3 separate regions of the Homo sapiens genome follow, and all the other regions are linked to region 3. The links are chromatin contacts, found by Hi-C or POLR2A ChIA-PET in ENCODE. All regions are on one chromosome and are shown on one strand. The core of a region is the stretch at or near the end of the contact, and the rest is flanking DNA. Distances in the headings are between cores, read along the strand shown.

The links. A loop is a pair of places that touch in the nucleus more often than their neighbours do. ChIA-PET counts read pairs that join two places held with the same protein, here RNA polymerase II (POLR2A). Pooled maps may share reads with other maps.
Region 1: a pooled map shows a loop between it and region 3 (3-fold over the local background). The contact joins two enhancer-like sites. A Hi-C loop is called at or near these places in 5 of 168 maps with a recorded cell type or tissue (CD4-positive, alpha-beta memory T cell, GM12878, OCI-LY7 and 2 more), 14 of 37 single-sample maps with no recorded cell type and 13 of 50 pooled maps. POLR2A ChIA-PET finds 5 or more read pairs at or near these places in 9 of 52 experiments (CD4-positive, alpha-beta T cell, CD4-positive, alpha-beta memory T cell, GM12878 and 6 more).
Region 2: a map of heart right ventricle shows a loop between it and region 3 (2.7-fold over the local background). The contact joins two enhancer-like sites. A Hi-C loop is called at or near these places in 6 of 168 maps with a recorded cell type or tissue (cardiac septum, chondrocyte, endothelial cell of umbilical vein and 3 more), 7 of 37 single-sample maps with no recorded cell type and 17 of 50 pooled maps. POLR2A ChIA-PET finds 5 or more read pairs at or near these places in 5 of 52 experiments (CD4-positive, alpha-beta memory T cell, Caco-2, H1 and 2 more).

Annotation. Positions count from the first base shown.
Region 1 is chr10:109,902,309-109,905,008 of GRCh38, forward strand. The region is part of intron 3 of XPNPEP1 (X-prolyl aminopeptidase 1); the gene reads right to left. Among named protein-coding and RNA genes, the nearest start is that of XPNPEP1, 20 kb to the right of the region's middle. Within about 2 kb of position 1,428, at least 8 of the 41 ENCODE cell types and tissues checked have a DNase peak (open chromatin) inside an H3K27ac peak, as active enhancers do.
Region 2 is chr10:109,882,960-109,885,659 of GRCh38, forward strand. It overlaps XPNPEP1 (X-prolyl aminopeptidase 1), which reads right to left. Exons shown (of 21, transcript NM_020383.4): 9 at 1,108-1,189. Among named protein-coding and RNA genes, the nearest start is that of XPNPEP1, 39 kb to the right of the region's middle. Within about 2 kb of position 1,317, at least 12 of the 41 ENCODE cell types and tissues checked have a DNase peak (open chromatin) inside an H3K27ac peak, as active enhancers do.
Region 3 is chr10:110,066,828-110,069,527 of GRCh38, forward strand. The region is part of intron 1 of ADD3 (adducin 3); the gene reads left to right. Among named protein-coding and RNA genes, the nearest start is that of ADD3-AS1, 60 kb to the left of the region's middle. Within about 2 kb of position 1,309, at least 11 of the 41 ENCODE cell types and tissues checked have a DNase peak (open chromatin) inside an H3K27ac peak, as active enhancers do.

The DNA.
Region 1 (2,700 bases), core at 178-2,677, 160 kb before region 3:
ATAGCCCATGCGGTACATACCACACTGTCACAATCTCCTTTTTGCGAATGCAGAAACTGAGACCCAGAAAGTTTAATTGACACTTCAGAATTTCATGTAACTTGCCTGATGTCAAGCAACTAGTAAGTAGCAAATCTGGCATCTGAACCCAGAGAGGCTCTAGAGCTCATACGCTTACCTATATGCTAACTACCTGCCCTCTGCATTTGCCCCAGACCTAGCCCTGAGCAGCAGTCAGAAAACATGCAAACAAACAAAACACAATTTCTCCACGTATGTAAGACAGACAGCTAAGCTACAGCAATAGAAATGACAGTTAAGATTATAAAAGAAAGAGTGGAGAGGGGTGATGAAGATGGAAGGACAGCAAGAGTGCAAAAATGTAAGTCTGTGAAGTCTAAACAGTGACTTCTGCAATAAGAGCAACAGCTAACACCAAGCAAGCTTGATACATTTTGTATTTTCAGGATGTTGCTACAAAACACATCTGTCTCAGATTAGAGCCTCAGTTTCCTCATGGAGGGAAAAGCCATCTAATTCTGATATTGCAGGATCATTAGTAGGAGATAAAGAGCTGAGGGAAAGCCTGGAACATCCCCTGTGGCTTAGATGGCCTCACTGCCACTCCCAGAAGGAATTGCTTCGGGTGTAATAGGCCACACCTACTGTCAAAGATAGAACATTTTTAAGTATCAGTCAGGGTGTCCAAAAATCAGCTTTATGATGACCAAACAAACAAAAAAAGCTGGCAAAGGAACAGCACCCAGGACCAAGAACATCAAGATAAACTTGACTCAGCTATAAGATGTCGGTGTCTCCTACTAGTAAACACACAGATAATATCCTAACTCCAGGCAAAAGAAAACTGAAATTGAAATACAAACACTACAAAGCTTCCAACACACCCTTAACCAGAAACCTTCAACTCTTAATTCAAGTAACATTAGCAGGTCGAATCTTTCTGTACACTGAGGCCTCCCCTGGAGGTAAAGATTCACAAATAGTAGAGCTATTAGGAGTCTTCAGCTGAGGCTCCATGACGACCTGTGAGAACCCTTTCGGAGGAGGGCCCCAATTTCAGACAACTGTGCCAGGGGACTTACAGAACTGCCCAAACCAACTGCTACATAATCATCATGTGCTCCAGTTGCGGGAACCACCATCTGCTCAACACTAACAGGGTGACTGCAATCAAATCAGCCTAGGGCAACTGTCCAATGCTTGAAGGGCAGAAAATTAAAAATGCCACTGGTGAATCCAGCAGAGAATCCAGGTGACATGAAGCCCACATCCAAAGGCTGAGGCCTAGGACTGACAGGAAACAAGGAAGAGCTCATCAGAGGGGCCCAAAGAAAAGAAAAAACAAAATTCCTTGAAGACAAGGCAATGGTCTGCCCTTCTTAAATGGGGGAGTGCCCAGCTCCTCTGCTACCTACGACTCATACCATAACTCAGGCTCAAATCACAGTGGCCAGCCTACTTCCTCACCCAGTCCTTGGTCAAGATGATATTTTGCTTCATATGAAGTTGGTCAATCTTTTTTTTTTTTTTTTTGAGACAGGGTCTTGCTCTGTTGCCTAGGCTGGAGTGCAGTGGCGCAATCTCAGCTCACTGCAACCTCCACCTCCTGGGTTCAAGCGATTCTCCCACCACAGCCTCCCAAGTACTCAGGACTACAGCCATGAGCCACCACGCCCAGCTAATTTTTGTATTTTTTGGCAGAGATGGGGTTTCACATGTTGACCAGCCTGGTTTCGAACTCCTGACCTCAGGTGATCCACCTGCCTCAACCTTCCAAAATGCTCGGATTACAGGCGTGAGCCACCACACCCAGCCTGAAGTTGACCAATCTTATTTGTCTATTCTAATGAACACAAACGAACCTCACCAAGTCTATCCTTACCTTCCCACTGCCTACTAGATCTAACAGTTATGCACCCAGCCTCATGGCTTCCTCACATGCCACCACCCCGATTCCAGCTTGATATTCTACTTTTCCTATATTCTGCCAGGCTGAACAGCCAGTGAGCTGGTGCCTGAATACACCTCTCACTCTGACCTCTCCCTTCATCCACCTCTACATGCAAGACCCATCATCGGATGAAAAGTACTATCACAGAACAACATATAAAGGTATTCCATGAAACACTAGAGTCTCCCACCCCGCCCCTGAAATAACTGGGAAAATTCCATGGACATTTAAGTCTGAAAAATGCTGAATACTTTATCCCCTCCTTAGAGGTACAGAGTGCACATCAGCATATTAAAGGCCCTGAGAAGTCCTGCAGCTATGAAACTCATTGGGGCAAAGGACTTGAATAGACATTTTCTCCAAAGAAAATATACAAATGGGACCAAAAAGCATATGAAAAGATACTCAACATCACTAACCATCAGGTAATGCAAATCAAATCTACAATGAGCCATCACCTCACAACAAAACAAAAAATAGCAAGTGTTGGTGAGGAAGTGGAAGAACTGGAATGCTGTGTACCATTGGTGGGAATGCAAAATAGTACAGGTGCTGCAGAAAACAGTATGGAAGTTCCCCCAAAAATTAAAAATAGAAGGATCATATGATCTGGCAATCTCACTTGTGGGCATATATCCAAAAGAATGGAAAACAGGATCTCAAAAAGATACTTGCAAACCCATGTTCATTGCAACATTACTCACAATAGCCAAGAGGTGGAAAAAACT
Region 2 (2,700 bases), core at 67-2,566, 180 kb before region 3:
CCACTCAGGTTCAGGTCCCACCATCTCTCACTTGGGTTAGTGCCACAGCCTCTAAGTCTTTCCCCATCTACCGATGTTTCAGTCATAATATTCTTTACAACTTGTACATCTAACATGTGGTTCCCTCTGAAAAATTCGTTCAATAGCTTCCCACTATTCTTGTTCAGAAAAAGAACCCAAGCTCCTGAATGTGGCCCACAAGGCCTCTCTTTTCTGTGGCCCCTGCTCACATTCTGGCCTCACTATGTTCTGACCTCACTGAACCACTTCAGGTCCTCCACATGCACTGTGCTCTCTACTGTCCAGAGTCTCTGAAAATGCTGTTCCCTCTGCTTGGATCATGGTTCCCCGCCCCTCCTCACCCTGCCATTCACCTAACTCACCCACATTTATCCTTACTCTCTGCTTCAAAATATTACTTTCCCCAAGAGTCTGCTCTGATCTCCAAGTCTAGGTCAGGCCCCTCTCGTAACACCTGTATCTGTCCCACAAGCAGACTGGTGCCCACTTATGTGCCCAAATACTTTAGAAAGAGGACATGCTCATCTCCCCAACTCCAGCCAAGGACCCCGTCCTGTTTCAGTCACCCTAGCACCTAACAGAGACCCTTAGCACATCACCAGCACTTAATAAATGTGTTGTCTTAATGCAAAAAGCTATTGAAATAGAACAGTAATGAAAAGAAGGCCACACGAAATGCTTTGAAAAAATAAACTGACAATTCAACAAAGCGTAGTTGGAGGGGTTTTCCCATATTATTTTTGACCTTCAAAATGACTGGGTTTATTTGCATTGTGGACCCAGAATTGTATAATTGAGCATATATACCCCTTAACACTGGCTGCTAGAAAACTTGACATCAAATGGGTGGCCCGAACTATAGACACTTTCATGCGTTTCAAACCATTTTGGGGGCTCAAAGAGAGGCAGGATATAAATAAACACCTACTGCTAAGGAAAACAAGAAGGGAAAATGTTAAAAGGGCAAGAAAAAAGAAGCACATCAGTGAAATATCAGGCAGTGATGGGTGGGCCAGGACCAGAAAGGGCACACTAGGGCTCTGAGGAGCTCTGGAAGGGAGTTCCAGATGCAGGGCAAACACTCACATGATCGTCTCTAGTCCTATGATTGCGTAGGAGAAAAATACTGGATTGTGCTCCACATCTGATCCTCGGAGATTAAATAGCCCTAGAAAAGAAATCAAAATCCCTGTCACCTGTCTGACTTAAGATGTTAAGGGGTCGCTTGTAGCGGGAGGGAAGAGCTTCAGCTTGGAGTCCAGCTGCTGCGCAAGGATTCAGTGGAATCGCACAGAAAGGCTGGAAGCCTGACTCCCGTCTGGTTCCACCTCTGAGCTGCAATTGCTCATGTCCACCACGTGATGGCACCAGAGCTGTTTCTCAGGCTTCCACATCACTGCCCGGAGAAGGGAATAAAAGCTATTAGTTGAAATCCTGAGAACTGCCCCCACAAGGAGTTGAAATGATCCGCCTAGTGGTGACCTGCCAGGCCTGGCCTTGAAGCCGACAAACCTCTGGCGCTCCCAAATAAAAAGGAAGGAGACGAGCACTCTCTCCCTTCTGAGGCAGATGACCTAGGGTAGAAAAACTGAGACCCTCCCACAAGGGAAGCCAGGCAAGCCTCCTCTGTAAGGGTCAGTGAGCCCCATGGAGACGGAGCTTCCTGTCAGAGGTGGAAAGAAAAGCAGTGAGTCAGCAAGGCTGCAGCTCACCAATGAAATCAGAGCCTGCAGCCCACCCATGGGTCTGCTCTGGCACCACGACTGGGTGGGGGACCTGCGGACAGCCAGTAACAGTGATGTTGCTGAACGTCTGAGAACTAGACAGACCAGGAGAGAGCACAGTTCTGGTCCCAGGACTTCCAGCTTCCGTCACTTGTTCTCATGAGGATCAGAGCAAAAAAACGCCTGGGCATTAAAAGTATAACCTCTATTTTAAAATAATGGCTTCTTAAAGTGATGAGGCACCATTTTTTACCTATCATACTAGCACTTCTTTAAAAATGACAGTACCTGGTGTTCAGGTGTGGCAAGACAGACAAATTCAAATACAAAGGTGCAAACTTTCTGGCAGACAAAGGGCAAGATGAGTCAAAAGCCCTAAAAGCCAACCAGAAATAGGAAGAAAATTATCAAACACTAAGACATGGATTCATGAACCAAGATTTTGATGGTAGCATCATAATAAATTACAGGATTACTGCAAATAACCCAAAGGTCATCCTTAGGGAAACAGTTAAATAAATTATGGTATAACCACATGATGGAGTATTTAATACTCACTTAAAATTATGCTTGTATATGCTTATAGTGTACTGATACAGTGAAAAAATCAGGCTATAAAATGATATATGCATAGAATATTGACACTGATTATCTCTAAGTAACAGAATTTATACGTGATTTTTTTTTTCTTCTTTTTACTTCCTCTGCATTTTCCAAGTTTTCTATCATGGGATTGTGTTTTTGTTACAATCAGGGAGAGAGAAAAGTTTTACAGGTGTTTTTCTCTGACGTTGAGATCATTAAGTTAATTAGGGATGTAAGTCACTGACACACTTGACAATGTTTTGTGGATGGAAGATGCAGGGACTGAAGAGAGAGGACACTGCAGTAGGGTCTCATTCTCTAGTGAGAAGGCAAAAAGATAAAGCAGTGCCTCTTCTCAGTTGCCCTGGGT
Region 3 (2,700 bases), core at 59-2,558:
AAAACGAGTATTTCCATGAGCGTTTCTTACTAGTGGTGTGATCTATATAATGACATTATGTTGAGAGAGGTTTGTATATTTAGATCCCTCTTTTGCACTCTAGCTACAAATTTTTGTTTACAAACTGGTAAGCCAAAATATTAAAGCTACACTTGGTTGCTCTGTTCTGACTGTGTTAAGAACACGGGTCTAGGTGCACTGATTGGTTTCTGGTTTAGCAAGCACACCTTGACTTTTGTATTATGGTGAAAGCAAATGCTTGTTAACTGTATAGTGCCTTTTAAAAAAATTCCTGTAGGAAGATATTAATGCTTAGAAAAATCAGTAGATTTGATTAATAAATCATCTATAAAAAACCTGAAATATTTTTCAACTTTCATTTCCTAGAGTGTAGTAAAGGCAGTAACTGTTAAACGTGAAATCAAATAAAGTAATTTGCACCTGGAAGAAAGCCTTTCTAAAATTATTTCTGTAGTTTCTAGCCACATGATTGAAAAATACAATAAATGTATATTATGTTATTACTTCTCATTTGCAGTTTTTATAAACTTTAAAGCAACTTCAGAGGTGCTAACTTGGGCCTTCTTTCTTCCCTCCACCTCCCCTTTTTATTTAAAGCATCATATCATTTATTATATTGGACCAGCAGGAATGAGTTTAAAGAGGTTGAGAACTGTTTCAGATTAATAACTTGGAAATATCCCACAGGAGTCACAGTATTGCTTATCTTGGATTAAGTTTTAAGAATCCAGTCATTGAGAATTATTTCTATAAGCTGCCATATTTAAAGTTGGAGTGAGGAAGAACCTTACACTGATCCACATACCCCAAAATTCGTGTCAGTGTACTTTATGGGGATCTTGTAGTTTGAAGGATGGCATGGTCCACAAGATAAAAAGCTTCATCATGACAGTCAATAAGTAATGTTCTGGGTTTACATAGAGTTTATATTTCTTTCCTCAAGGTTCTCAGTTTTTCATTTTCATGTATAAGGTATACATCGCTTTTCTAAAACACCAACAATGCTAGATTATTTTTGCTTTGATTTGCTTTGTTTTTTTCATATTCCTTTGAATGATTTAGTTATTACTTCTCTTTGTTTAATATTTTTTAAAGGGATAACTATTTATCCTAACTTTCTCTATACTGGAAAAACACCCCCTTTCCTTCCCCCATTTACAGGATTGTGCAACCTTTCAGTTAAACAAAACCAAAATTGTTCACTTGCTCAGTGTTCCACCCCCTTGAAATAAGCCACATAGCTCTCTATGGGTGTGGCCCAGCGTCTTTGGCTGCCACAGTTACTTGATCCCCTTATCTCATGTCACCCTTGGCTCCCTATATTGTCTCTTCATCTGGTTTCTTAGCTCCTCCTTTTCCCGCTTCCACCGAGTTTTTGTACTGCTCCTGTCACTTTGCTTCTCAGAAGTTCAGAAGCAATTGTCATGAGCTTTTCCACCTCCCCCCCTCCTTTCTCTGAATCTTCTGAGGAAGTTACAGTTGGCCCTCCACTTCTGAGGGTTTCGCATTCTCAGATTCAACCAACCACAGATTGAAAATATTAGAGTAAAAATACAGAATAACTACTTACATAGCATTTACATTGTATTAGGCATCATAAGTAATCTAGAGATGATTCAAAGTATTCAGGAGGAAGTACAAAGTTTTATGCAGATACCACTTCATTTTATATCAGAGACTTGAGCATCCTGGATTTTGGTGGCCATGGGAGGTCCTAGAACTAATCCCTGATGGATACCTAGGGACAGCTGTACATATACACTGTCCAAAGAATTCATTGAGGATTTCCTACTCCAGGATTAAACTCCTGAAGTGAACGTTTTGAAAGGCAAAAGGATTTTTTCTTTTTTGTCAAAGTTTAGATGTTGTAGGTGTGAATTCATTAGTATAAAGTACTTACAGCCCTTGCTTTATATAAAGTATATGCTCCTAAAAAGTTGGCTAGTGGCTGGTCATGGTGGCTTATTCCTGTAATCCCAGCACTTTGGGAGGCTGAGGGAGCTGGATCACTTGAGCGCAGGAGTTTGAGATCAGCCTGGGCAACGTGGTGAGACCTCGTCTCTGCAAAAAATAGAAAAATTAGCTGGGCGTGGTCATGTGAGCCTGTGGTCCCAGCTACTTGGGAGGCTGAGCTGGGAGGATTATTTGAGCCCGGGGAGGTTGTGGCTGCAGTGAGCCATGATCATGCCGCTGCACCCAGCCTGGGCAATAGAGTGGGACCCTGTCTTAAAAAAAAAAAATTGCCTGTATCTCAGTATAACATGGTTAAATGCAGGTGCGATTACTATTTAAGACAACCTGGCAAGGAATCTTTAAATAATTTACATAAATAATCCTACCTTAATTTTTCCATTTTAAAGGATTTTTCCTCTCAGGTTGTCATGATTGTATATGCTGTAAATGATCTGCATATTCTTCTTCATAAAAATGGAAGATTTGTTATTTATTTGTACTTCAGTGTGGAAGCATCTTAAACATTAACCCTGTGGCATTTTCTCATCAATAGTAAGTTGATCAAATGAGTGACCCAGTCTCAGCAATTTAACATATCATCCCTTTCAGCTTTAAATGTATATTTAATCACCTTAGCCCATTTTTCAATCCACAAAAGTAACCTTTCTCATATATCAACAGCTTTCTGGGCCAGTGAACCTTAGAACTTAAGTGCCTTACAAAACA